Linked DNA regions of Mus musculus: all the other regions are linked to region 4. The links are chromatin contacts, found by Hi-C or POLR2A ChIA-PET in ENCODE. All regions are on one chromosome and are shown on one strand. The core of a region is the stretch at or near the end of the contact, and the rest is flanking DNA. Distances in the headings are between cores, read along the strand shown. Region 1 has its middle 25 kb from the start of Senp8. Region 2 holds the start of Celf6 (CUGBP, Elav-like family member 6). Region 3 holds the start of Hexa (hexosaminidase A). Region 4 holds the start of Pkm (pyruvate kinase, muscle).

Region 1 (6,848 bases), core at 13-2,512, 67 kb after region 4:
CATAAAGGAAAACTTATAGTTTCAGAAGTGTAGTCCATTATCATCACAGTAGGAATCATGCAGGCAGACATGTTGTTAGAGAGCTGAGCATGCTACATCTTGATCCTCAGGCAGCAGAAGGGAACTGTGTGCCACACCGGGCATGGTTTGAGCATTTAAGACCTCCAAGCCTGTCCCCCCTATAGTGACACACTTCCTCCAGTAAGGCCACGCTCCCTAATAGTGCCAATGGTCAAGCATTCAAACACATGAATCTATGGGGCCATTCCTTCTCAAATCACCACAAAAGAGTTGAATGTAGGTTGTTCAGTAGTTGCTGAAGCCAAGCGCTTTCTGGGACTAGAAGAAATAAACATTTGGCTATAACTGGAAAATATGGCTGATCAGTTGCAGACTTCTGAAGAACCCAGGGAAAGTCCAAGAAACCTCTGCAGACCACACTCCCACCTCGCATCCCTGGACACAGCAGCATCACAGACAGGGCACACAATCCTAGCTTTCTCAGTTTGTGTCAAGTGAACTAATCTTACTGGCACAAATCACAAGATGAAGATCTGTGGCAGTGCTTGAGTAGAGGGGACGTGGGTCCCAGAGGGAGAGGGACTCTAGTGGAAAGAGGTCTCAAGAGCGAGGGGTGCATCTCAGCCTAGCCAAGATATCATGAGACTAAGAATCTCACCTCTCAGCCAAGCAGTGGTAGCACTCGCCTTTAATCCCATCACTTAGGAGGCAGAGGCAGGTGGATTTCTGAGTTTGAGGTCAGGCTGGTCTACAAAATGAGTTCCAGGACAGCCAGGGCTACACACAGAAATCCTGTCTGGAAAAAACAAAATAAATAAATATCTAGATAGATAGATATCTAGATAGATATCTAGATAGATATCTAGATAGATATCTAGATAGATATCTAGATAGATAGATAGATAGATAGATAGATAGATAGATAGATAGATAGATAGATAGATAGATAGATAGAATCAATCTCACCTCAGGTGCCCACGCAGCCAGTACAACCCTCGCAAATGATTACTGTGTCTGTGTCTCTAGGACACTTGCCACGTGGCCAAGTAGATGAGCTCCCCACAGCTGTTCTGCCACAGAAGTAAGATATGATTAAGAGAAATTACTTCCAGGACGTTTGCCTGAAGACCACCTCAATGCTCCGGCAAGAGGGAGAGAGAACACTAATATCCCACTAGGTGGCAGCAAAGTGCAGCAAGAGGACGTCATTCTCATTGAAAGTCCCTCCCAGTTTATCTCCTTGCTGGGTGAAATCTGGCCCAGGCTTCTGGTTTGTAATGGAAGAACAGACTCTTCAGGCAGGCGATGGGGCCATCTTCCCCCAGTAGAAATAGCTCAACCCTCTGCCCGATCATCGCCTCCTGCCTGCCTGCTCCCGGCATGGAGAAAGGCCGGCAAGCACTTCCACGGGTCCTCTAGATCTTCTAAAGGTTTGGCTGCCAAGAAGGCTGGCTGGTTGATGTGAAGAGCAGGTGTTGTCTGAACAGCATGGGTGGAGCTCCAAGGGTGGGGAGCTGAGTTCCTAAGGACATAGAACTCAGGCTCCCTGCTTCCATCCACTCTTGTTGTTAATAGCATCCTCTCTTTGGGTACTGAATGAAAGAAATTTGGCTCCAGTTGGGTGTGAACCAAGATGTCAACAGCACCCTCCTTCTTCTACTTTACTTAGGGTGGTTTGACATGTGACTGTTACATATGCTTTGTCCACCAACGGTGTGTGAGAGTGGGAGGCATTTAAGCCTCTGAATCCATAACCAGAGAAACTGGAGTCCTTCCCCTTGCATGACTGATCTCCAGATGAGCAGCACCTGGTGCCCAGCGGGGGCCCTGCTTACTGGGCCCCTCATGTGAGCAGGGCTCCCTGACTCCCTGGAATGTGTTCCTTCTTGTTTGGCTCTCAGCACCTGGCTCCCAGCCAAACCTGGAGCTGCTTGGAATGTGATGCCCCCACTTGCTTTTCTCGAAGGATCTCGGACAAGGCTCTCTCTTCTGCCTGGGGGAAAGGCCAGGCCTGGGTGAAGCCTCGTCCCACTGGTGTAAGGGCCTCAGACTCTCCTGTGACTGAACACAGAAGCACTTGGGTGGGGGAAGAGGGGAACACTACAGAGCTGGGTCCCCAGCAGAGCAGAGGCTGTGTCATATTGATATCTTATCCCCTTGGCAGCCTTCTAAATTGGGCTGGAGTGGGCCAAGAGTTACTCACAAGCTGTTCATTAACTTGCTAAAAGCAGAAAGGTTGGCTTGGGCACCGCTTTGGGAAAATGTGACACCCACTGCTCCTGGATTCAGTGGAGCGTGAAGGCGTATTAATTGGTGTAGGATTTCTGATGGAACTTTTTCTTTCCTGCTAGTTCCAATAGCAGACTAATCGGAATGCCTTGCTCTCTCCAACACGTTAACTACATGTGAGCGGTTTATTTAGCTCCTGAGTGTATGCTTCTATAGATACTAGGGTACTGACTATCATGTTTTGAACAGCAGGCCTATACAATGTGCTTTTATGCTCAGCACCTCATTTGACTCTTAAGACAGCCACAGAGCTTTCACACTTGACTGTCAGTACTAAGGCTGATTAAGTCTGAGATATGACATGGGTCCCCTTCAGGGAGTCTAGTGAGGGGCAAGCCAGAGGCATCAGCTAACTTTGGGGCTTATGGGTAAGACTGAGTCAGTGGATAAGTGTGCAGCATGTGTGGGCTTCAAAGCCTGAGTGAGATTTGGATGAGAGGAGAGTCATGTGCTTGTGGGGCAAGGGCAGAAAAGGATGGAGTTGAGAAGGAAGGCAGGGCTCCCGCAAAAGCTCCGAGGATCCAATGCTGCAGTGAAGACCGAGACTTCCTCCAGTCTCTCCAAGCTACGGGAATGACTGCAGTTTCGGAATGATGAATAAGCTGGTGGTTTTACAAGTCTCAGAATAGTCTAGATCAATCGCTTCTTGGCCTTTTATCTATGACCATGTGGAGAGTCTAGATCATGTTCCCCAGTGTCAGTAGCACTTGTGTTTGGGGTTGGATAATTCTTCATTATGGGGGTTGTCCTAGGTAAGATGCTTAGACATATCCCTGGCTTCTGCCCACTTGATGCTGATGTACCTCTTATCCCTGATTGTGACAATCCAAACCCCCCTAACATTTCCAAGTGTCTCTTGTAGAGAGGACAAAACTGTCTCCAACTAAAAATCACTAATCTGGATGCGAGGGAATTAAATTGTCAGGCTTTTAAATTTATTGTTGCCGCTGCTGGTGTGTGTGTGTGTGTGTGTGTGTGTGTGTGTGTGTGTGGTGCTGGAGAGTGAACCCAGGGTCTTGTGCTATACTGCTGAATATACACCCAGCCCCTGAGCTACAACACCCAGCTCAGCAGGTATTTTCTCAGCACTCTGATCAAGTCTATTGACTTTTGGAATAGCTGATAAGCAACATCATCTCTTTGCCACAGGAAATCTGTGGATGCTAAGGAATTTCCGGGCCTAAGAGGTTTCAGAAGTAGGTTGTTCTGAACATCAGAACATTTCCGAACAGACAGATGTGATAGATACTGTCCCGGAGATAAGAGAGTAGCTGAAAGCAGGATTCACTTCCCAGCCGATCTACCCGCAAGCCGTCTTACGCAAGGGCCACTTTGACTGAGGAATGGCCAATCTGACTAAAAGTGGAGAGAGGCAGAATAGGCCGATCTTGCATGTGTTCTGAATGTGAAAGCAAGAGCGCTGGTCAAACCAGAGCAGAACTTAATGACTTCAAGATTTATGGCTCTGGCTCGAAAGAATAGAGAGACAGATTGGAAATGTAGTGTTTGAGGCAGGTGAGATGGCTCAGTGGGCAAAGATTGCCAAGCCTGAGTTAAACCACAGGGACCCAAGCGTGGAAGGAGAGCACCCACGCCTTGAGTTGACATCTGACTGCACCCCTACTGATTAAATAAATACATACGTATTAGAAAACGTTACAATATTGAACATGCTAAATCCGAGACACTTTTTAGCCAAGTGGGGATATTAAATGAGTGATGGGTTAGGAAGCCTGAGTGTAGGGGAGAAGCCTAGAGCTATCTTTTGTGGATTTTTATTTAGGAGACAAGAGTCTCACTATGTACCACTGACTGACCTGGAACTCACAGAGGTCTGTCTTCTTCTGCCTCTCAAGTATTTTGTTTTTGTTGTTTTGTTTTGTTTTTGTTTTTGAGACAAGGTTTCACTCTGTAACCAGCTATCTTGAAACTCACTATTGAGTTGCCTAGATTATTTTGAGTCATGGCAATCCCTCTGCCTCAGCCTCCCAAGTGCTGGTATTACTGTTGTGAGCCACCATACCCTGGCCAGCCATAGGAATATGTCAAGGGAATGGACATGTTAACAGAGCAGGGACTGATGCAGGAGTCACTGAGAGATCACACAGAGCTGGAGGAAGTGGCCAAGGAAACTGGGCAGCACCTGGGGAGGCAGGGGAGAGCCAGAAGGGCTTGCTGTCCTGACAGCTAATTGCCAAACACTGGCACAGAGACGAGGTCTAATGCTAACAAATCTAGTAAAACAAATTTTACTGCTCTCTTTCAACAAATGCTTTTGTTGTTGTCGTTGGATGGGTTCTTATGGCTAGATGGTGATGGTGATCTTTAATCCCTGCACTTGGGAGGCAGAAGTAGGCAGATCTCTGAATTCAAGGCCAGCCTCATCTACAGAGTGAGTTCCAGGACAGCCAGATCTACACAGAGAAACCTTGTCTCAAAAAAACTAAAATAAAAAATAATTAAATTAGCTTTTATTTTGTAGCCTAGGCTGTCCTGGAACTCACTGTGTAGCCTAGGCTGTCCTGGAACTCACTCACTGTGTAGCCTAGGCTGGCCTTTAAGTTGTGATTACAAGATTTACAGGCATGTGCACAATATCAGGGTTCACTCGTGGTTTTTTTTGTTGTTGTTGTTGTTTGTTTGTTTGTTTGTTTTTTTAATTTGGAAGTGACCAATAAGTTTCCAGTCTGGGACTTACAATATTTTACTACTCACAGTCAGTTCTTCCTTTCTCACCCCTCCCCACCCCTGCCCTCCCTCCCTCTTCCTTTCTCACCCCTCCCTACCTCTGCCCTCTCTCCCTCTTCCTTTCTCACCCCTCCCCACCCCTGCCCTCCCTCCCTCTTTCTTTCTCACCCCTCCCCACCCCTGCCCTCTCTCCCTCTTCCTTTCTCACCCCTACCCACCCTTGCCCTCCCTCCCTCTTCCTTTCTCACCCCTCCCCACCTCTGCCCTCTTTCCCTCTTCCTTTCTCACCCCTCCCCACCCCTGCCCTCCCTCCCTCTTCCTTTCTCACCCCTCCCCACCCCTGCCCTCCCTCCCTCTTCCTTTCTCACCCCTTCCCACCCCTGCCCTCTCTCCCTCTTCCTTTCTCACCCCTCCCCATCCTTTCCTTCTGTCCCTCTTCCTTTTCTTTGATTTTCTGAGACAAAGTCTTGCTACATGGTCAGGCTGTCTTGGGCTTTCAGTTCTCCTGTCTCAGTATCCTACATGATGGGATCACAGAAATGCACCATCACATCCAGCTTACACGTGACTCCTGAGACCCATTCCTGTTGTGGCAGGAAGCCCTGACTTCTCAATCTACCAAGGCTCTCCAAGACTGCTTCTGACTTCCTGGGTCAGACTATGCCTGTCCGCTGTCTCCTGGTCCTTGGCTTTCTGTAGCCTTTCTGCTTTCGTGGTTTCTGTGAATAGTCCATGGAGTCAAAGTGCAGGCAAGGATGAGGAGTGTTCAACTCAGGGTCCTTGGGTCACATGCGACCAAGAAAAGCCAAGTGCAGCTCAATACAAAACTTGTAAATGTACTTAAGACATTGTGAATTGTGAGGCTTGGTTTTGGCAATTGGAGATGTATTTGTCATGGCTGTGTGTGTGTGGCGGCACCTGTGTAGCAGTTAGGAGTTGGTGGCAGGCACGTGGCGGTCAGGAATCTTCCCACTCCGTCTTCAGGCTGCAGAGCAGGCAGTTTTATTTGCTGAACCATTTAATTTCTCCCTCTCTTTTCTTCAACTTAATTTTTTTTTTTTTTGCTTTGGTAACTCAACTGCACAGTTCCCCACTGTGAACTCTGTAAATGATTTCATCACATTGCAATGTCAGAAGGTTGGACATGCCTGGTAGACTTAGCAGAATGCTACAGCACACAAGAGAAAGCTCCGAATTCAGCGTGTAGATGTCCGAATGGAGAGACTGGATAGCCATTCTCTACAGCAGTAAGACATTCCTCAGCGGCTGTGTCTGCACTGCCCTGCATCTAACATGCATCTAACATGCTTCCATCTCGATGACCTCCACGATGGCTTTTCTGCTCTAGGCCTCATTCAATTTCTTTGAGATAGCCTTTGAAAACCCCAAATTTCTTTTCTTTCATTATTTGTAATAATTGCTCGGTCTTGTATCCTCCTGATCCACATATGACTAATCCCTTTTAAAATGTTTTGCTTTACCTTTATCTGTTTGAAAGACTTCTTTGTTCTCTGTGTATTTTGCTTGCATGCATACATGCCCACCATTTACATGTGTGGTGAGAAGAAGCACCAGGCCCTTTGGAACCAGAGTTACAGACAGCTGTGAGGGGCCATGTGGGTGCTGGGGACCAAACCCAGGTCTTCTGTAAGAGCAGCTGGTGCTCTAACCACTGAGTCATCTTTCTAGCCCCTCTTTTTAAAATTAATTAGTTACTTAATTTTGATTTTTCAAGATAGGGTTTCTCTGGGTAGTCCTGGCTATCCTGGACCCTCCTGTAGACCAGGTGGGGATTAAAGGGCTGCATCCCCACCCTTGGAAACTAGGGAGGCTACATCCAGTTTTTGTTT
Region 2 (7,524 bases), core at 4,163-6,662, 78 kb before region 4:
CTGTCTGTCCTGGAACTCTCTCTGTAGACCAGGCTGGCCTCTGCCTCCTGAGGGTTGAGATTAAGGCACACATGGTCTGTGGCACCATGCTAGGCTAATATCCCAATTTTTAAATTGTTGAATTTGGAAAGGATTTTAAAGTAACTGAAAGAATAAAAATCCAAGAGTAACAAACTTTTTTTTTTCTTTTGTTTTTCTGTTTTTTCGAGACAGGGTTTCTCTGTGTAGCCCTGGCTGTCCTGGAACTCACTTTGTAGACCAGGCTGGCCTCGAACTCAGAAATCTGCCTGCCTCTGCCTCCCAAGTGCTGGGATTAAAGGTGTGCGCCACCACTGCCTGGTCCATTATCTATTCTTAAAGGGCAATACACACATTAATTTTGTGGAATATTACCACGACAATACCAGATGTCAAGAGTCATTATGAAACCAGGTATGGTACATGCCTACAATCCCAGCACTTAGAAGGTGGAGGCAGAAGAATTAAGAGGTCAAGGCCAGCCTTTGAAGTATCACCTCTTTCTTTCCACCCAGCCATTGGCCACTGGCATCTTTATCAATAGATCAATAGGGCTGGTGAGATGGCTCAGTGGGTAAGAGCACCCGACTGCTCTTCCGAAGGTCCAGAGTTCAAATCCCAGCAACCACATGGTGGCTCACAACCATCTGTAACGAGATCTGACACCCTCTTCTGAAGACAGCTACAGTGTACTTACATGTAATAAATAAATAAATCTTTAAAAAAATATAGATCAATAAACATCAGTAACCACAGATTCCCAATGAAATCAAAGCACCAGAACTGCTCCTCTACAAATCCTAGCGCTGGGGAGGCAGATGCAGACAGGTTTCTGCAGGATTGAATCCAGCCTGGTCTACAAAGTAAGTTCTAGGCCACCAGTGCTGCACAGTGAAACCCTGACTCTAAATAAATAAAACCTTTAACTGGTGATAGGGCTATTGGATCATGAATAAACAAACTCATCGAACAAGATATGAGACCCAGTAAAGAGCTTATTCATACGTAGACACCAAAATAGAGGTTAAGCTGAAAATTAGCATGAGGACTCCTAACTCTTTTGAATCCCTATAGCACGGTGGTGGCAGAAACCAACTTAGAATATTGGTACTTCTCCTATGAAAATAACACAGACCAAATCGACGAATTTAAAATTAAGAAGGTTGCAATTATGTCTTCATTGATGTAAGAGAAGAACTGAAAAATCCCATACCATGGAGCACGCCTTTAATCATAGCACTTGGGAAGAGACAGGAGGATCTCTGAGTCAGAGGCCAGCGTGGTCTACAGAATGAGTTCTGGGCCAGGCCAGGGCTACACAGAGAAACCCTGCCCCCCCCCCAAAACCAAAACCAAACCAAACCAAACCAAACCAACCCCCCTCCCGGAAGCCTATTATTTGTCATGATGCTAGAGTGGGTAATTGGGAACAAGTTTGCCCCTGGAGATGATGGGAAGGACTTAAAAACACTAGAGGGAGGAAACATTGCACGTCATGAATGAGATGAGGTCTGAGAAGGACTAAGATTCAGCACTGAAAGCCTAGCATTTGAGGTAATGTTCCACCATGGGCACAATTGCCAATTCTGAAGAATTGTATTCTGGAAAACACTTTGGATAATGTCATAGGGATGGGAATTCAAAGCTGTGGTCTAAAGATTCCACACACCCCCCCCCCATCTCTGGAGCTGGGGAGATACCTCAGTGGCTAGAAGGGCTTGCTGTACAAATATGAGGACCTGAGTTTCAGCCCTCAGCATCTTCATTTGTTTGGTTTTTTCTTTCATTTGTTTGTTTTAAAAGGCTAACTATGGCTGTACGCACAGCTATAATCTTAGTACTGTGGCGGATTCAGAGACAAGGGAATCACTGGGTTTGCTTGCTCCCAGTGGATGTCCAGAATCAATGAGAGATTTGTCTCTAAGGATAGAACAGGTCACATGATAACTTCTTTTGGCCTCTCCATGAACATACAGGGGTGTACACACATGATTGCACAACACACATGAATGTACCCTAAAAAAACTTTCACTCAGAGGTCTCAACTGAAGAGGAAGTTGGAAACAGATCAATTGCTCCAGAGGCTACAGCTCAGCTTTGAGTCATCCTAATCACTAAAATTAGTTTGATTATCTCAAACTGATCGAGATTCCGGATGCCTTAGAACAAGTTTGTTCTGGAAGAAGAAAATACTACCCTCTTCAACCTACAATTATTTCTAAAAATATTTTTCAACACAATGCCTATCACATAATCAGAAGTACCCAGGCAAATAAAGAGAATATTAATGAGGGAATAATGTCAAAGAATTTCCCCAAAATTATTATCAACAGACAACAAATCAAAAATCCAGGAGTCTCGATGAGGGCCCAATGGCTTAAGCACTAGATTATAACCCTCATCTAAGCATATAATATTTAAACCATAGAAAGCCAAAGACATAGAGAATTGGGGTCAGAAGACAACCAGCAGAAATATCCCACCCACCTACAAAGGAACAGGGACAAGAATAGCATGGCATATTTAAGAAAGAAAAGATTTACCCACCACTCTTGAATGAAGAAATGAAAAAGGAAACAAATAGATGGTGATTTCTCTTGTTTGTGAATAGGAAGTGTCAATATTGTTACAATAACATTTTTAAACAATTAGTGTGTATACACGTGTGTGTGTGTGTGTGTGTGTGTGTGTGTGTGCCACAGTACGTGTGTGGAGGTCAGAAGACAACTTGTAGGAGTTGGTTCTCTCACACTACCATGTGAGATTAAATTCAGGCCATCATGCTTGGTAGCAAGTGCCTTTATGGATACACTGAGCCATCTCCTCTAAGGGCCACAACATCAGTTTTGTTTTGTATCTTTTTTTTTCTCCCAATGTGATCTACATCAATGCAAATCCAATCAAAGTTCCAGGAAGCTATTTTATGCTTTTAGTGATTGTCAGCTTAACACAAACTAGAGACACCTGGGAAGAGGAAACTCCAAACTAATTTCTTCTGTTGGTCTGTGGCCATGTTTGCCAAGTGGGAGGGTTCAGCCCATTGTAGGAGGCACCATCCCTAGGCAGGTGGGCGTGGGCTGCATAATATGCTTTTAAGCAAGCAGAGGAAGCAAGCCAGCAAATGGCATTCTCCCAGGGTTCCTGGTCCTACTTTCTTCAGTGATGGATGGATTGTGACCTAGGAGTTATACCTTGAAATAAACCTTTTTCTTCAGAAGTTATTTGTGATCATGGTGCTCATTGTGGCAACAGAAAGCAAAGTAGTGCAAGGAGAATTGGCAAGCTGACTCTGGAGTTTATATACACCCGGGGGGAAAGTAGATAGCAATGTAGCAAAAGATAACAAAGCTGAGCATCCACAGCAACAGTGTATCAAAAGATAACAGAGTGGAGCATTGAGGATATTTAATTTCCAACTTGTCACAGAATAAACAAAACTACTTTTAATTTTAAAAGACCCAGTTATGCCCACTTTTAAAGTTACCTGCTTTAAATGTAACTATGGTGCTTGGAGGAACACCTCAGCGGAAGAGAACTTACCTAGCAAGGATCAGTTCAGGGCTGAGCACGGTAGCACACACCTGCACTCCTAGCACTGGGGAAACTGGAGCAAGAAAGAACCCAGAGTTTGAAGGTAGCCTGGGCTATATCCCAAGAGCCTGTCAAAGAAAAGAATAAAAGCTGCTCCACCAGTAAGAACACAATTTGAAAAGTAGATGTACCCCCAAACGAACTACTAAAGATGGTATGCATAAATGACCATGAGAGTGCACACCCATGACCTCAGAACTCGGAAGTGGAAGCAGAAAGAGCAGCAGTTCAAGGTCCTATTCAACTCATAATTAGTTAGTGGCCAGCCCAGCAGTTAAGAGCAGCAAAAGACGTGGGTTTGATTCCCAGCACCCACAGGGAGGCTTACAAAACCCCTAAATTCCATAACTCCAGTTCTAGGGGCTCTGACACTGTCTTCTGGCCCCAGTGGCACTAGGCATACATGTGCTGCACATACATATATATTCATGCATGCAGGCAAAACTTAAACACAAAATAATAAAAAATATAAATTTGTTTCTGTGATGTGTGTATGTGTGTATGGTGTGATTTGTGTGTGGGGTGTGTGTGATGCATATGTGATGTGTGTGTGTGATGTGTATGCATGTGTGTATTTGTATGAGTAGGGGCAGAAACATGAGTCATGGCAAGCTTGTTGAGATCAGGAGTGGCTTTTTCATTCCAAATTGTTGAGGCTCCCTCTTGTTTCTGTCCCTCTGCTAGCTGGCCCTTGTGACTCTCCTGTTTTTTTTTTTCCTCTTGTTGCCACGGAAGTACTAGGATTACAGATGCGAAGCTCTGCTCCTGGCTTTTCCACGCAGGTTCTGGGTATCCAACTCAGGTCATCGAGCTTGTTTATTAAGAGCCTTTATATGCTTAGCCATGTCGCCAATCCTTCATCTTTATGAATGTGCGCTTGTGAAAGAGGGAATGGGGAGGTAAACACTCAAGCGCTGTGATTTGTCCGATAGCTTTTAAGATATTAACACACGCGATGTATCAATTTCCGTTTCTTCTTTTGCCTTACGCCCTAACTTCTTTGACCCACAGCATCCTTTTCAGGAAAAGAAGATAACACTCCTGAGTCACAGAATAGGGAGGAACCAGGCAGAAGCTCTGAGTAAATATGATAATATAAGTTCTTTCGCTCTCCTGAGGAAGAAATCAGTGCTTGGGGCTTATTTTAGAATACAAGAGACGAGAGTGTGTTTGAGTCTCAGGAGCAAAGAGAGGTTGAAGATATAGGAGAGGTGTGCGATGGAGCCTAGAAGGATGCGCTCCGCAAGACTGGCTTCGGTAGTAGGGATAGAGAGGTGGAAACCCTATCTGACCCACAGAAAACGGTCCGGCTGTTGGAGGTGTGTAGGGAGAGATCATCTCCGACTCCAGCAGACAGCGCCACGCATGACGAAGCTACTTCCCATCCACTGCCACGCCCGCACACCCTCCACACACAGGGCAGCTGAGGGTCCGGTTGCCATGGAGAGCTGGAGCGCGTGAGCCCAGCCGCCCTTCTCGCCCCGCGCTCCAGCTCAGCCAACTCCTTCTCTGATTGGCCACCGCTATCTCATTATGCAAATCACTTGCGTAGACGCTCCCTGCTAGCTGTCTGACGTCACTAAGCTCGGGGGCTGGGGCTCGGGGCTGGGCTTGGCGCGCCAGGGAGAGCTCTGAGGGGGACTCCAGCCGGACTCAGGCGCCCCGCCCTCGACCACGCCCATTTTCAGTCCGCCCCGCCCCTCGCTCTCGGCTGGGCCCCGCCCCCTGGGCAGCCCCCCGTCCTCGTAGGCGGGCCCCGCCCCCTCCCCCAGGCCCTCGCCAGCAGTCCAGGGAAGGGACGGCGGGACAGGCGGGACGCTCGGGAGGGCGGACGGGGCGGGGACATGGCCGCGGCGCCTGGAGGGTCTGCGCCGCCCGCCGGCCCCAGCCCGCGCTTGGCTTTCAGCACCGCGGACAGCGGCGGCGGCATGAGCGGGCTGAACCCAGGTCCCGCGGTGCCCATGAAGGACCACGACGCCATCAAGCTCTTCGTGGGGCAGATCCCGCGGGGCTTGGACGAGCAGGACCTCAAGCCGCTGTTCGAGGAGTTCGGCCGCATCTACGAGCTGACGGTGCTGAAGGACCGGCTCACCGGCCTCCACAAAGGTGCGCGGGGTCAGCCCAGCCCAGCCCAGCCCAGCCCCAATCCAATTAGAGCGCAGCCCAACCCAACTCCGGCCCCAAACGCAGGCCCAACCCCAGCCCTACTAGAACCTTTCCCGACTCCAGTTCAGGACCTGCCCCACCTCAGTTCTGTTCCCTCCCCAGGCCACAGAGCCCCAGAGCCAGAATTGTCTCTGTGGCATCCTTCTGACTTCACTCTGGTTCCCTAACACGTTCTTCACTCTAACCTCCAAATCCCTTGTCACTTCTCACATCCCAGTCATCCCCACCTCCCTGCTTAATCTCTCCACCATCCCTTCCACCAGACACCCCAAACCCTGGAATTTGGAAACTTATTCTACCTTCCAGCTCTGGAGCCCCCGATCTCCTGACCCCTGGACCCATGGTTTTCCTGAGCACTTTCTCTCTCTGGTGCCACCCTATTCAGGCCTCACCGCACACACATCTTGGATTTGCACTCCTCCTGGCCTCCAACAACAAACCAACCCCTAGGGCCTCCATTTGACTTTTGGGTCTGACAGCCTTAAATACCCCATACCCAAATTCTCCTCTTTAGAATTCAGACCTAATATATACAGTCCAATTCACCCCACCCCCAGGAGGCTCTCAGAGATAAATGCCTTCTCACATTTGACAATAACCCAATATTCCATACATTTTTCCAGAACCCAATGCTCTTTACCTCTTCTGATTTGAATCCAGAATCCTAACCTCAGCTGGGAACATACACCTGCCTGTGTACCCTTCCTCTTTGGTTTTCCCCTGTGTGAATACACTCCCCCACCCCCTCTAATCCCCACTCCTGTGCATCTCTGCTTCCTCTCAATCCTCTTGATGGCTTCCTGTTTTCCTTTCTTTGCCAGCTGGTCCCAGACCAGCGCACTCTCAGGGTGGATCAATCTAAGTGAGGAAGATGGGGATGGGGGGCTCTTCTCATTGCCCTTCCTAGGAAGACAGAGGCACCATGGTCCTCTCCAGCCACACCCCTTTCTTCCTGTAGAGAAGGGAGGAGACTTGTTTACACGCAGAAAAGTCTGTCCAGGCTGAGCTGGAATAACAGAGCCAGAATCATATCATGATTATTTGAGGAGACACATCTTCATTTTCCCACTGGGAAATAATGCGGTTTCGGGATTTTTGTGGGGGAAGGGTGACCAATTACCCTCCATAATCTTCCTAAGAGAGAAATAACAGGTCCTAGAGGGCAGGTCCATTCTAAAGGCCTGTGAGCTAACATCAGACTGATACCTTTTTCAAGCTGGGAGACCCCAGGGCATTCCTTGGCATACTAAAGTAGAGGGCTTTGAGAACATGCCCATGAAAAAACTAGGCCTTTTGAATAGGGGTACAGATTCCACCTTTTGTGGGAGAGGTTATGTTAAAGTCCTATAAGGACAAGGCCACATCATCCAGACTTCCTAGAATTCAGTCTAACCCACTGGCTGTCTTCATGCCCAGTCATTTGTGGCATTTTTTTCCTAGACAGTGAGTTCAGTGGGTAAGCATAAACCTCATCTTTGTAGTTGATCTGTAGAGTAAAGCAAGTGCGTGGAGTCACTGCAGTTCTCACTCAAGCACTCCATGTCTGAACTGTCCCCTCACTCTGTCTTCCTTTCTCACTTAGCACTAATCCCTCCTGCTCACCTCTTACTCATCTGCCCCTGTGGCCATACTTCCCTGTATCTCCATCCTTCCAGCCTTCTACCCTCTAACCCAAGCAATCTCCATGGGCTCTTTTTGGTAGCACCTGGTCCCCAAAGCTTTTTCTAAAGCTCCCCTTCCAGTGTGAGG
Region 3 (7,594 bases), core at 3,707-6,206, 120 kb before region 4:
GTGTCAACACCTGGACTGAGTGGTTAAATGCCTACTGAGCAAGCCTGAGGAACAGAGTTCAGATCTCCAGAAACAATGTAAATGTTGGGTAGTTATGGTGGTCCACCTGTAATACCAACCTCAGAAGGGACCCCAGAGCAAACTGGCTAGCAAGACTAGCCACACTGATGAACTCTGGCTTTGACTGAGAGAACCTGCCTCAATGAACGAGGTAGACGGGAGATCACGGATGATTGTGGACAATATCTTCTGACACCCACATCAATGCACATCCACACACATGTGCTCATACACATACAGACGACATACACACTGACAGAGTGCCTTGCTCAGCTGCTATTGGTTAACACAGAAAGGAATGTCTGTTGAGACAGCCTGCCTTCCAAGGTAGTCTGTCTGTTTTGCCTTGGGCAAACAATTTAAGGAAGGAGAGATATGTCACTCCTTACAGTTGCGATGGCGACATCATTTCCAAGCTCCTCAGGTCACTTCTGCAAAGGCTCACAACCAGCTTTGCCCCCTAGCAGACCTCTAAGTTACCCTGACTGTGAGCACTAATAAACACAGCCCTATCTGCTGAAGGTCAAACTGTCCTTCAACAGGCTGAACAGGCCATGGAGCAAACCAGCAGGCATCGATCCTTCATGGTCTCTGTATCAGTTCCTGCCACCAGTTCTACCTCGAATTCCCTAAGGGATGATACCCTATGATACAAACTTAACAAAGTAAACCTTTTTATCTTCAAGTTGCTCTTGGTCTTGGTGCTTATCACAACAATGGAAAGCAAACTAGGATGCTTGACTGTAACCCTGGTGTTTTTTTTTTTTTTTCTGACAGTATTGTATAGCCATTAAATAAATCTGCAGACTGAGGGGCTGGAGAAATGGCTCAGTGGTTAAGAGCACTTGCTGTTCTTACAGAGTACATGGGTTCTGTTTCCAGCATCCACATTGTGGCTTACAAGGTATGTAATTACAGTCTGGTGCCTTCTTCTTTCCTCGTGGGCACCAAGCATGTACACTACGCATTTAGATACAATCAGGTAAATATTTATATACATTAGAAAATAATAATTCTGGAGTCTGAGCCAGGCATGGGGGCAAATGTTTATAATCCTAGCTATGCAAGATAGGAGGAGAGATAAGAGGATCCCAGGTGTTATATTGGCCTGGGTTACACAGTGAGACCCTGTCTCAAAAACAGAAAACCTTCTAGTACAGGAAAATGACTCAACCCACTGTATAATCTGGAAAAAGAAAGCTCTGGCAGTGGTGCAGTGAGTTACAAAGTTAAATGAGCCGGGGATCAGCACAATTGGTAGAGTTCGGGATTAGTGTGCATGAAGCCCTACATTTGATCCCTAGAAGCAAATACACAGGGTTTGGTGGTACAAACCTGGAATCCTGAACACTCAGGAGACAGAGAAAGGAGGAGCTGAAGTGCCAGGTCACCCTTAGCCACGAGTTTGAGGCTAGCCTTTGCTACATGAAAAATAAAACCAGATCTTGCAAAGATCTTTTCTTGCCTTCCCATTCCTCTTCTGACCTCACTCAAGTCTACCAAGGCTTAGTCAAGTTATTGTAATTCTCAGAGTAAAACAGAGATAGCATGGAATTTCAACATTTATGAGAAAAAAATAAGGTACTGTCATAGCTTTGTTATTTGTTTGGTTTTTTTGTTTGTTTGTTTTTAACTAGGGTCTCACTATATAACTCTGGCTGTCCTAGAACTCACTATATAGACCAGGCTGGTTTCCAGTTCACAGAGATTCACCTGCCTTTGCCTTCCCCAGTGCTGACATTAAAGTCCTGAACCACAGGGTGGGGGATGATGCACACCTTTGATCCCAGCACTTGGGAGACAGAGGTAGGTGAATTTCTGTGAGTTCAAGGCCAGACTGGTCAACAGAGCTAGTTTCAGGATAGCCAGAGCTACATAAATAAACCTTGTCTCAAAAACAAAACAAAACAAAACAAAATCCTGAACCACTTCCAGCCTCATGATTAATTTTGATTGTAAACTTTGTTAAATTTAGAATCACTTAGAAGACATAATTCCAGGTCTGCCCACGAGGTGCATCTTTGTTCTATTGTTATGAAGAGACACCATGACCTCAGCAACACTTATAAAGGAAAGTATTTGTAAGATGGGGACTTGTTTACAGCTTCAAAGGTTTAATTCATTATCATTATGGCAGGGAGCATGGTGGCAGGGAGCATGGTGGCACACTTGGTGCTAGAGCAGTAACTGAGACCTACATCCTGATCCTTGGGCAGCTGGCAGAGAGGAGAGAGAGGAGGAGGGGAGAGAGAGGGGAGAGAAGAGGAGAGGAGGGTGAGGGAAGAGGCGGGGGGAGGGAGAGAAGAGAGAATGGACCTGTCACTCATGGTTTTTGAAACCTCAAAGCCCACCCCCAATGGCACACTTCCTCCAGCAAGGCCACACCTCCAAAGTCTTGTAATCCTTTGACACAGATCCACTCTCTAGTGACCAAGCAGTCAAACATATGAGCCTATGGGGGCCGTTCCCATTCATATCACCATACCCACCCACAATGTAGGTAGCACCTCTCACTGGCTTGGGGTTCTAGACTGAACGAACAGAGGAGAAAGCCAGCTGGGCGTCAGTACACACTGCCTTCACCTTCCTGATGCTGGACTCAGTGTGACTGGCCACGTCAGCCACCTCTCGCTCCTGCTGCATGCTTTCCCCTGTATGATGGACAATACCTCAAACTGTTGGCCAAAACAAACCCTTACTACCTAAGTTGCTGCTGCTGCTGTTGTTGTTTGTTTTTTGTGTGTTTGTCTGTTAGTTTGAGACAGGGTTTCTCAGTGTAGTCTTGATTGTCCTGACGCTCACTCTGCAGACCAGGTTGGCCTCAAAGTCAAGAGATCTGCCTGCTTCTGCTTGCTTCCTGAGTGCTGGGTTTAAAGGTGTGGGCCACCACAGCCTGCCTCCTAAATGGCTCGTGCCAGATGATTTATCACAACAGCAAGACAAGAAAGACACATATCTAGTATAGAGTGAGTGACTCAGTAATTTTTTACTTCAGTCTTAGTTCATGATCCAGCCTCATCCTTCCTCATGCATGAATTTTTTTTCCTAGCCAGATACAGCAGTTCATTAGTGCCTCCCATACTCTTCCACAGATCTCCACTTTGGTTCGCCCATATTAGTCATCCAACATCCACTCATGAAATGTCTGCTCTGTGCCAGGCTCTTCTGGGACCTTGGATCCTTGAGTGAGCACATCATTGTTTCTCCTTGACCGTTGCCTCCCTCCACAGGCTGGTCTCTTCCCTACACACTGAGTCAGGCTGGGCTTGCAAAATCTAACACAAGTGCTTCCTTCATGCACGCACTGGACAAACACAGCTGAACACTTCCTGCCTGCAGAGTCCTGGCTTAGGCAGTAAGGCTACAATGGTCTCATTCACCATGTGGTCTGATGGGGACATGGACAAGCAAAGGGACCAAAAAACGAACCCTGTAAAAGCAATGGAGACAAACCGATGCCTCACACAGCCCTTATCCTCACAGCATACATGCAGGATGACGAGGCTTCCTTGGAGGGTATCAGCCAGGATGCTAGCCTTCCTGAGCCTTATCACCCCAAGAATGGATTGAGTCACCAGTTCATCATCTATTCTATAATCACAGTGTACTTGGTGAAATCCTCTGGTACTCGGGTCTCTGCAACCACCATGGCTGGCAGAGCCGTGATCTGCGGGAATCAAGAAGGTAGTTCAGTTCAACATGACTAAGGAGGAAGGACACACAACATCGCACACAAGCAACACGTATGCCCACATGTTAGCATACACACATGTACTTCCACACACTTAACATGCTGCCCCAAACACAGAGTCCAGAGGCTGGGGGTGTGCTTAGGTTGTAGTACAGACAGTAGAGCATTTGTCTTCCTATCATGCACGAGCCCTGGTTTCAGACCCCATGACTGTGTATCAGGTGTACTAGGCATAATCTACCTGTAAACCTAGCACCCAGGAGATGGACGCTAGAGAGTTTGAAGTTCAAGGTCATCCTCAGCTGTACAGCAGCCAGCCTGGGCTTCATGAGACTCCTAAAGCTTTGTTTTTAAAAGATGACTGCAAGGGCTGGTGAGATGGCTCAGTGGGTAAGAGCACCCGACTGCTCTTCCGAAGGTCCGGAGTTCAAATCCCAGCAACCACATGGTGGCTCACAACCATCCGTAACGCCCTCTTCTGGAGTGTCTGAAGACAGCTACAGTGTACTTACATATAATAAATAAATAAATCTTTAAAAAAAAAGAAAAAAAAAAGATCACTGCAAGCCTTAAGACTATGGTTATGGAAATTGCCATGTTCTGGGATACCAAGTCTAGCACAATTAATGAGCAAAGTGGAAGTTCTCTCTCTTTTCTTCCACTGTTCCTCCTGCTCACTTCAGGGTTGAAGATTGAACCTGCGTTCTCAATCATGCTAATAAAGTTATCTAGCACTGAGCTTCACCTCTAGCTAAGAGAAATTTTCATAAATTCTTCTCAGTTATAGAAGTAAACATGGCTTCTGCACTTACAACAGCAGTCTTTCTGGCTTGACCTACTGAACACTCGGGTTACAGGCTTTTGCTAACACACCGGGTTCTGGCACTCACTAGATAGCCCGCACTGGCCATAGACTTACAGGAATCCTCCTGCCTTTCCCTCACTAATTCTGGTATCACAACTAGGAATCACCACAAACAATTTTTCAACACTTTGGGACGTCTTTCAATTGCTCCATGTTGAGACCCCTGGGGCTGATTACTTAAAGACTGCTCAAGTGCGCTTTCACACAGTTGACACTGCAAATTGGATTCTCATTTTCCTTCTTCCCGTATCCTCCGGGCTAGTTCTCCATGCCCTGGGGCGGTGCCTGTCCCTCCCAGCCCATCCCTTGGGTTTGGGTTACAGAGGCTTGGCCAGGGCGGGGATCGATCCTTCACCGCCCACCCGGTCGGGAGCTGCAGAATCCTTTGCTTACGGATCTCTGAGATCGAGCCCGCCTTGCTTCCCTCCCGTTCACGTGACCCTCCGATTGTCACGCGGGCGCCGCTCAGCTGACCGGGGCTCACGTGGGCTCAGCCTGCTGGAAGGGGAGCTGGCCGGTGGGCCATGGCCGGCTGCAGGCTCTGGGTTTCGCTGCTGCTGGCGGCGGCGTTGGCTTGCTTGGCCACGGCACTGTGGCCGTGGCCCCAGTACATCCAAACCTACCACCGGCGCTACACCCTGTACCCCAACAACTTCCAGTTCCGGTACCATGTCAGTTCGGCCGCGCAGGCGGGCTGCGTCGTCCTCGACGAGGCCTTTCGACGCTACCGTAACCTGCTCTTCGGTTCCGGCTCTTGGCCCCGACCCAGCTTCTCAAGTGAGTCACTGCCCGGTTCTTCCCTCCGAAGGAGCCGCCTTCCGTGCGTGGGTCAGCCCCGGCCCGGCTCCCAGACACCCTCCCGTTGGCCTCTGCACAGCCCAGTCAGTCACCTCCCACGCGTTTCTCCCCTTGCTTTCTCTATCCAGCTAGCTGGCCTCCCCAGCCCAGCCCCTATCCCGAGCACCCCTTCATTGATGTGACTTCTTGGGGTCTCAGTTTATCCCTAATCCTCCTTTTGAGAACTGCATTTAGGTTTTCTTTCTTTCTTTCTTTCTTTCTTTCTTTCTTTCTTTCTTTCTTAAGAAATGCCTACTGTAGGGCCACAGTTCAATCAGGCTGTTAGAATATTGACAATATGTTGGCAATAGACATTTAAAATGATCCTTTATAGAACATGCTCAAGTGGCATAGGGTCCCTGTGAGGCAGTGACCAGGGCTGCAGAACTGAGCCCAGCATGTGTCTGGCACATAACTTGGTTAGTAAAAGTGTGAGAGGAATCAGAACACAAGGCAGAGAGCTTCCGGAGACATAGGCAGACGATTCCAAATCATCTGTTGAAAGTGAAGACCCTGTCATCCCGCAAGGCATCTCCATCATCCTTACTGTTTCCAAAGATCCTCAAAAGAGAAGATGAGCTGCAGGTTTTCGGATTTGGCGTAGACTCTGGTTTGGAGGAAGCTGGAGGAGCAGGGATCTTATAGTCTCAACCCAGACCCCTTCTGTCACAGAGTTGGAAATGGAAAATGCATCTTGAAATAGAGGAGAGACACAGCTAAGGTCAGGCAGCTGGGCTGGGAAGGATTAACCATCAAACCTCTATTCTCTCAGTTGGTAAAGTGCAATGCAACGAGGCTTGAATACCCTGCTGCATCTCATAAGAGCTGTCTCGACGGCACACAGACTTGGGGATGGGGGTGGGGTGGAGCCAGGAAGATCAAGAGTCCACGGTCATCTTTGGCCACATACTGAATTTGAGGCCACCTTGGGCTGTCAGAGACACTCTTAAGTGACCTGGTAGTTATTCTTGGAGAAGACTGGGTTGCCTTTGATTCTATTGCTTTCAAAGAGGAAGAGAGTTTCATGATGACATTTATAAGAGTGTGTGGAGAATGGAGAGTTACATAACGAGAAATAATGATAAAAATACTTTCAGAGTGGAGGTAAGTATTAGGAACAACTGTATTTAGATGAGGGCCAAAAGTATACATTTATCTCTTATTATTTGATTCTGAACGCTCAGGGCCTTGGGTTAGTTTTGTCCATAGTCAGCCTGTTCAACAGGCTGGGTGGTTTTTCTTATTACTTAGATCATAATATGCCTTCACGATAATTCTGGCTAATTCTAAGCCTGAGAAGCTGAACTCCTGTGGTGTGTGTATGACTCGTTTGTGTATGATATGTGAAATCTCTGAGTCTTGTTTCTTTGAGCTACACTTGCTCTCCCTGCCTTTTTGGATATTGTGCTTGAAGTCTGTGTGCACTGAGGGATCTGAACTCTGAAACACAATGCATTCATCACTCATCCTAGGACCTCATAGGAGCCGTTTCCAGACTCCTGCTACTTCCTTGTTTGTGTTTTGTTTTGTTTTCTGTCTTCCTACACTTGGAGCCTTTCTGGGGGTGATAAAACAAAAAAGCTGTAAATGTCTTTTCACTCTTTGAAGGAGGGGATAATAGTGGGGGAGACTTGGTGATGTTTAAAATAAAATATCGTTGAAGCTGCCAGTCAGTGGTAGATTACTTAGTGTGCACAAATTTCTGGGTCTGAACACCAACAAAATAGTGAAGGAGAAAAAAAATGTAGGGGGCAAGGGAGGAAGAGAGAGAGATATGACCCTGGCATGGCTTCCTTTCACTTCCTTATTCTCTACTTCATTCCGTACAGCAGTAAAGCAGGGCGGGCGTTGGTGGCGTTGACCGTTGGATTGGTTTTATTACCTTTACAACAGGAATTGTAAGCTTCCTAAGTACAAGGGCTCATGCTTGGGTATGTTGTAGCTTTTTTGGTTGTTTAAAGTCATAGGTTTTGAGTTCCTTCACCCATCATGAAAATGTTTAAACCAAATCCTAGTAACTCAGAGGCAAGCGGATGTCTGTGTGTTCCAGGCCAGCCTCATTTATATAGTGAGGTCCCAGGCAGGCAGCCAGGATACTTAGTGAGACCTTGCCAGTAAGTACATATATACGTACATACATA
Region 4 (7,478 bases), core at 724-3,223:
CGGACTGTACATGTTAAATTATAGGTATAGTCTATAGGGCTAGTGATTAAACTAGAACAAAGATAAGATACAACCTAACTATGTACTCCTCTATACCATGCCGATTTCTCAGCAGAAGCAAGATAGTAGGAAGTTACTGTGACACATTCTGTCATCTAATGAGAACACTTCCCATAGACCCCATTTGTGTAACTGTCAGATCATTGAAGCCTGCAGATGAAGAGCAATTCTTGGCTAGCACCAATTCTCCAGTTTAATGGATATTCATGTCAGTCTGGGTCCATATCCAGATTGGCCTGGAGTTCTGCCTCAGTCCCTAAGTGTCAAGGTCACAGACTTAAGATCACCAAGCTTTGTATCTAGATTTGTGGTGATGGTAGAGTTCATTAATGCATGTGTGCGTGCATTCCTCTGTGTGTGTGTAAAAGAGGAGAGGAGAGAGAGGGAGGGAGAAAAAGAATGAATATGAATCTATAACCGAAACCCTGACCTGCGTGGGCCTAGATCTGTGTGGCTCAGACTGACTTTGGCCTCTTGAGCGTTGGAATTACAGGTGTGAGCTACTCTGCTTGACGCACAGTATGCACAGTGGACCTCAACATGAGTAGATAGATAACTGTCACCCTGTTGAACACTATGGTTCTTTTGTGTGTGTGTGTCCAAGGCACAAAGAGGTCATTTCTTCTACCCCCTTCTCTTGCAGAAAGGAATGATTTCCTCCACAGATATAACCTCCCCCTCCCCAACTTCATGTTCTTTCCACCATAATAACCAAGCATTTACTTCCCTAAACTAAGGGGACCAAGGGGACTTATAGAAGAAACTAAAAAACTTTATTTCACTACAAATTGCATTTATGTTACCCTTCCCTCTAATCAAAACTGACCGAAAATGGGATGAAGGCCTGTGATTCAACTACAAAGAAGTGTCTGCTTGAAATGGTCACACCCATCTTTTACCAAGAAAAACAAAAGAACAAAACAAAACCAAAAAAAATCCAAAACCTAAGGTACAGTCTTCCCATTTAGAATGTGGCAACATTGTATCTGCTTTCAAAACTCTGCGGAATGAAGACTAGTGTTAACAGTTGGGAAATTAGAAAATACTTTGTAGGGAAAAAATTGTTAATGCCTCCAATACTACAAATTTAAATACATACACGCCTGAGTCAAAAACCAGTGTTGACTCCTGCATAGATAATGGCTACACGTAGGTCCAGTTCTGCACTAATTACCTTGGATTGGTTTGCTGCGTCCAGGTCCAGGCATTTTAAAAGTGCAGGATTCGAGACTCAAAGTATTAACATGGGTCCAATCTAGCCCTCCTTATTAGGAGGTCGCGCTCACGTTCCAAAGAGAGACTTAAGTTCTTCCTACCCAGCCTCTAAGTCTGGAACCCTCTAGGAGGCAGCCCAGACCTTCCACCACTCTCTTGCTCCCATCACCCCAGCTTCCCGTTCCGCTCAGCCTCAGAGGGTGTACTGGGGCGGGCGCCGGGAGGGTGGAGAGTCTCCGGGCGGGGCTGGAGGAATGTCCGTGGACCTATAAATCTGGGCACCGCCCTGGTAGGCCAGGGCAGATGGGGAGACCTGGGCAAAAGGCCAAAAAGGGAACATTTTGTAGCCGATCTAAAGCAACAGGTGGCGGTGGCGCCCGGGAACCTAGGGGTGGTGGTGGCGGCGGCGGCGCTGGCCCGGTGGGCGGGCCTTGCTCCCTCACCACTTCCCCATTGGTCAACAGGATAACCCTTGAGCAAATTTGGTCTACGATGTCCTTCCGCCACGGAAGGTAGTCCTCCTCAAAAGGGCAACCTGCTTGTCCCGCCTACCCTGAGCTTCTCTCAGGAGGTGCGGGCGCCCCGTTGAGAGGCGGGGCGCCGCCGGCCGCAGCCCGGATTGGGCGAGGGGCGGGGCTGCGGAGGGATTGCGGCGGCCCGCAGCTGTGATAACCTTGAGGCCCAGTCGGCGCAGCCCCGCACAGCAGCGACTCGTCTTCACTTGACTGACGTCCGCTCTAGGTATCGCAGCAGGAACCGAAGTACGCCCGAGGTGAGCGGGGAGAACCTAAGCCATCTGTCCCCAGAGCCGATGCCCACTGGTGTGTAACGCAGGCCTGCCTGCCCACGCGGGACTCAGGCGCCAGGCATCGAGCATCCCACTCCGGGTTGGGGAGGAGCCACACTTGAGTCCAAGTCTTAATCCTCCAAATTGAGGGTGGCCGGCTAGCTCCTTTCCCACGGTCTCATTCTGCTCTCTCTTCCATCTCAATCTGGTTCCAGCCTCTTATCTTACTATTGCTATCCTCGCCACCCTGTTCTCGCCCTGCTCCGATGCTCGTCCTCCTACATCCACTACGACTTACGACCTTCCTCTTAGCTCTGTGCCCTCATAATTCGGTGCCCTCCTCTTAATCTCTACTTGAAATAATTCCCCTACTCACCCCACCCCCACCCCCCATTCAGCCTCCGCGTTCATCCTCCTTTCAGGTCAGCGTTCTCTTCCCGCGCCAGTGTTCGCAGCTCTTCGTCGCCCCTCCCCCCTCCGATCCGGTCACGTCCGCGCCGCAGCATCCTTTCAACCTCCATATCCTCGCCCCTCCCCCTCGCAGCTTTTCCCCTCCCCCCGCATTCTAGTCACGTCCGCGGACTCCTCGTGGTCCGGTGCATGGAGGTAGGATGCAGTCACTAGCGGTCCTTGGTAATGCAGCTACAAGTTACGTAACTTTTGTATTCCCGGTGGCCTGGCAAGAAAGGTTGGCCGCTATTGCTGCCTGTTTTGTGTGCCCGCAGATTTTTGGTGGTGGGCACGGGCCCTCATTGCTCTCGCGCTCCATCCTGCGGCGGAGGGGCGGCACGTACTGCGATGCGTCTGATTAATCGGTCATGCTGCTCCCACGTGCTGGCGAGGGGGAGGGTGGGCGATCAACCCATACCCGTTCCCGACAGAAACTGGAGCCCGACGCTACCAGAACACACATAGCCCACAGAGCTCGGTCTAATTAGGGAAGCAGATTTTGTCAAGTCAGTGCTATGAGGAAGATGGGGCTGCATGCACAAGGTGGCCGGCATACTGGTTTTGAAAAAGCCGGGCATCTTCTAGTCTGAAGGCTATAAAGACCCAGTAAATACCCAGTCATAGTAAGATAAGAGCTCGACCACTTTTTCCAAATCCAGGACACTGGTAGTTTGGAAAAAGTGAACCTTATAGTGAAAATCCAGTCGTGCATGGAGGCAGCTAGGTTTTGGAATCCGGTGTGATCTATTAATATTCTTAGGTTTGGCCTCTGGTCCTGTGTCACTCCAGGCTGCTAAATTACTGGTCTCCTTGTAAGTACGGGCCATCCTCGATGTAGTGACTAACCTCGGGTGAAATATCCAGAAGGGCATGCATTATATCCTTTTGGTCAATGAATGAAGTAGTTACCTTGAAGGCTACCAACTTGATTCTGTCTCCTTACTATTTTTATGCACATTAGGGGTAAGCTTGGGGAGGCAGGTAGGCTCTGAATACCCAGTATGCCCATGGAAACAAATTCTCTCTGGAATCCCGTCAGTGTTTACAAAGTAATTAATGTTACATTGCAGCTCTCCTGAGAAAGAGCTATCTAAAGGGAGAAATCTGTGCAGCCTTTGTCTTTGGCTGTGAGGGTAGAAACAAAGAAACAGGTACCCAGATAGAAGCCTTCCGGTCCTCTTTGTTCAAGTAAGCCTTTTATGCCTTCTGGCTTGTAGGAAGTTTGGTACTGTTGCCCCAACAGTGGGGTGGGGGGGCTCAGATCAAGACTCAAGGAAGCATTGTTAGCAAATAATTTGCCCTCTGATGGCCTGATTATGCTGTAGGAAAGGCAGTGAGGGTGTTCTTTGGGAAAGTAGTGTAAACCATCACCGGGTCTGGGCAAGATGACTCAACCTTTCAACTTTGCGGCTTTTGAGAAAATTTTCTTCCTTGGGTGAGTGAGGGGACCACACTTGTTCTCTGAAGTGTTGTAAGGTTCCCTCTTTTTTAGTGAGTCAAATAGCGTGCATTTTCCCTGAATTAAACATGTCTCACTCAGACTGAGTGTGGTGGTTCAGCTTTAATCCCAGTACTTGGGAGGAAGGCCTGTGAGCTTGAGAACATGGAGCGGGTGATACCCTGTTTCCAGAGGTGGCGGGTATCACCTAAATGAAGGTGACCATAAGAGTGGAAATGTGGAGTGGCTGCTTCTAGACGGCATATTTTCATTCTTGAATGATTGGCACAGCAGCTTTTCATAGAACAACCAGTATCCAGATTGGCAGTTTCTCTCGAGGCATTTCTGAATTATTGCTTAAGCCAAACTATATGAATACTAATCACTTATTTAGTACATAGCTATTTTCATTTTAAGCATTATATTTTAAATTATTTAATTTGTAGGGAAATTTGTTAAGAACTGTTTGCCAGCACTCAGGAGGCAGAGGCATGCAGATCTGAGTTTGAGGCCAGCCTACTCTACAAAGTACCAAGACATCCAGAGCTACACAGAAACCCTATTTTGGGAGTGGGCTTTGGTGGAAATGTATCTCAACCAGGTATAATGGCCCTTGATCCCTTTATTCCCGGTGTTCTGGAGGCAAACTGGCAAATGACTTTGAGTTTAGTCCAGCCAGTGAGTGACTTGGCACATTTCATAGCTGACTCCAAACAGATTTATGGGGGCTGGGTATGCCATCTGTGTTATATGAACGTGTTGGTCACAGGAAACGCTATTTTATTTCTTAAAGCTGTTAATTGCTTAATATTGAGTGGAAGGGATGAGGAAGCGGCTATGGACAGAAAGGTAGAAAAAGCGTTTCTTGCCTTAAACTCACATTGGGTTTTTAGCATCTTTAGCTTTTTTGCAGCAAGTCGACACGAGTTGGGCAAGAACTAAGCTGGAGATTGAGGTAGAGGAAAATGACTCATTTGTCTTTCAGTTTCTCAATCATCTCAAATACCCACAGGCAAGTTAACTGGTGAGTTTTTTTTTTTTTTTTTTTTTTTACTGCTTCTGGTAAAGGACCGAGTCATCTCTGTAAACTGCACTCATGGAGACTATAATAGGAGTAGATGACTGTATGACGAAGAACATTCTTCCTGCCCTGGAACTTTCGTGCGTCTTGAAATTTTTAACCAAGAGCCAGACTTACTTTGGCTATGTAGTAATCAGGAGAGGTGAGCCCCACGTGCATCGTGGCCTGCAAAACTGCTGGATCTTAAGGCCTAGTGTAGCTACTCAGGTTTGGAGGTGGTCCCAGGGCACCACCAGCTGTGCTGTGAGGCCACACCCCTACTGTGGTTTGTGCCTGTCTGCACGTAGGAGAGAGGTCTGGGCTGCAGTACCTTAAGTGGCCTCTAGGGAGCTCTGAGCATCTCCTGAGGCCTGCCTCCAAAGGAAGCTGTATTCCTTCTAAATGTGTGAATAACCTTTAGGCCATATTTTGGCCTTAAAGTACTGGTGTCTCCAGTGTAAAAGACTTTACCCTTTGCCATGCCCACTTTGGAGGAGTCAAAGGTTTGATTTGATGTAGAGAAGGGCTGGGTGTGGTGGAATGTATTTTTAATCTCAGAGAGACAGGACAGTCAGGATTTGTAGAGTCCTTGTCTCAAAAAAACAAAGTAGGGAAGGGGCTGGCAATGTAGATCTGATACAAAGCCATGGTCCATCCCTACTACTACATAAAATGCACATAGTAGCACGTGTCTGTAATCATACTGAGCAAAGGACAGTGGGATTGGAGAAGTTGTGAGTTGGAAAAAACAAAATGGACTATGAACTGAATAAAGTCAGAATGCTATTTAATTAAGTTTTGGAAACTATAAAGATAAAAAGTCAGTGTTGATGCTAAGTTCTGGGTGGGAGAAATGGAGTCTTTAGATCCCACTCCTTGGGGAAAAGGCGGTCGTGCAAGCCTGCGGGCAGAAGTAGTAAGTAGGTCAGTGCTCTTGGACAGCTGGTGCTGCCTTCCTTCCGACTTTAATCACCCTGCCCCCAACTGTGGCTCCGGGCTGAGCCGGTGCCTCCTGTTGCTGAGACCATTGTGCATTCTGCTTACACCTGGTTCTCTGGGCTTCTGAGCCAGGGTCCAGAGCATGGGCAGCATTCCCGGAAACACTGGCCTTGCTAAGGAAGACCGCATGTGCCAACCGGACAGAAACTTCTGCAAAGTCACCTCCTTCCTGCTCTGGCTAGTTCTCCGCTCTGCACAGCTGAGCTAGAAGCCAGGAAATCCCTTGCTTTGAGGAAAGTAAGACCTTGTCTTAAAAATCAAATAAGCTGGGCCGTGAGGCAGGCAGATCTCTCAGTTTGAGGCCAGCCTGGTCTATTGAGTTCCAGGACAGCCAGGGCTACACAGAGAAACCCTGTCTGGAATCTGACTCTCAACCCCCAAAATCTCTGCTCAAGTGATCTGTACCCTTGATACCGCACATTTAATTTTGTTGTATGCTGGGTACTGTGCTCCAGGCCTTACCACTTTCTGGGGATAGAACTGTCACCTGCTTTGACCCTGGTGTTGGCTTCTCATTAGGGTCACTGATAGCTGGACAGCAGCCTTTCTGATGGATGAAGTGAGATGATCTTGGGTACTGGGGAAAGTAGGCTTGGGGTGACATCAGAGAAAGGTTGCTACAAAGCCCTGTTCCTAGGCCAGGCTGCTTTATTAGGGCAGCAATGATTTGGACCTACGTGACGATGTCATTGGTGGGGTGAGGCATGACCTTCCAAGAGTGTTGGCTCTAAGAAGCAGGGTGGCACCAGGCATTTTTGGTTTGGGGATTTTTTTTTTTTAATGACCTTTGTTCCTGACACGAGGGAGATGAATGTGAAGGGCCGAGGAGAACTGCCTGAGACAGGAAAGGGCAGAACCAGGTAATCAGAGCCAAGCTGGGCCTGTGCATGCTCCAACCTACAGCCCAACTGAGGCCTGGGCTGGTGTCTCCTTTCTCACAGAGGGGCAATGGCTCTGAAGAACATCCTGCTTCAGGGGCTCAGGTTCAAGAGTAAGGCTTCTGCCCCAGGGCATGGTATCTACTGCTGTCGTGGGACACACCGGGTTTCTGCTGCCGGCTGGAGGTTGGCTGTGCATGTGGGTGCCTCCTGAGGAGGAGGATGCTGTAGTGAGTTGGCTGGCATGGGTGGGGCCGCATGTCCTGGCAGTCACTGCTATCTATACAAGTATTTGGCCAATAAGGCAAGTCCTGCCCAGGGGCCCACCTTACCCTAAGGAACAAGGCTGGAGCTGCTGTCCTGGGCCAGAAAAGACTTCTAAAAGGGTGTTCTATTTATACTATACTATAGATAGGTGGTTGGCTGGAGTTGTGGGGCTCTGGAGGCCATGCAATGGGCAGAAGAGCTGTGGGAGGGAGGGAGGGGCTCCAGGTCAGAGCCTTGGGAGTGAAAATAGCTGGGTTCTAAGGATGAGGTTGGTAGGGGACTTGAAACCCCTGTAAGGTTTGTTAGAAGTCTGTTTAATTGTGT

The links. A loop is a pair of places that touch in the nucleus more often than their neighbours do. ChIA-PET counts read pairs that join two places held with the same protein, here RNA polymerase II (POLR2A).
Region 1: a loop to region 4 is called in a map of left cerebral cortex, with 5 times the contacts of the local background. The contact joins the enhancer-like site here to the promoter of Pkm in region 4. A Hi-C loop is called at or near these places in 1 of 37 maps with a recorded cell type or tissue (left cerebral cortex). POLR2A ChIA-PET finds 5 or more read pairs at or near these places in 3 of 5 experiments (Patski and embryonic stem cell).
Region 2: POLR2A ChIA-PET joins it to region 4 with 80 read pairs in embryonic stem cell. The contact joins the promoter of Celf6 here to the promoter of Pkm in region 4. POLR2A ChIA-PET finds 5 or more read pairs at or near these places in 4 of 5 experiments (Patski and embryonic stem cell).
Region 3: POLR2A ChIA-PET joins it to region 4 with 28 read pairs in embryonic stem cell. The contact joins the promoter of Hexa here to the promoter of Pkm in region 4. POLR2A ChIA-PET finds 5 or more read pairs at or near these places in 4 of 5 experiments (Patski and embryonic stem cell).

Annotation. Positions count from the first base shown.
Region 1 is chr9:59,722,074-59,728,921 of GRCm38, forward strand. No RefSeq gene overlaps it. Among named protein-coding and RNA genes, the nearest start is that of Senp8, 25 kb to the right of the region's middle. Within about 2 kb of position 1,263, at least 1 of the 3 ENCODE cell types and tissues checked has a DNase peak (open chromatin) inside an H3K27ac peak, as active enhancers do.
Region 2 is chr9:59,572,925-59,580,448 of GRCm38, forward strand. Celf6 (CUGBP, Elav-like family member 6) reads left to right here and starts at 5,413. Exons shown (of 12, transcript NM_175235.3): 1 at 5,413-5,715. The coding sequence starts at 5,454.
Region 3 is chr9:59,534,584-59,542,177 of GRCm38, forward strand. It overlaps Hexa (hexosaminidase A), which reads left to right and starts at 4,957. Exons shown (of 14, transcript NM_010421.5): 1 at 4,957-5,393. The coding sequence starts at 5,141. It also overlaps a transcript of Tmem202 not described here.
Region 4 is chr9:59,654,603-59,662,080 of GRCm38, forward strand. Pkm (pyruvate kinase, muscle) reads left to right here and starts at 1,974. Exons shown (of 11, transcript NM_011099.4): 1 at 1,974-2,047. It overlaps Gm51708 (a long non-coding RNA gene), which reads right to left and starts at 1,304. Exons shown (of 4, transcript XR_003948336.1): 1 at 1,235-1,304.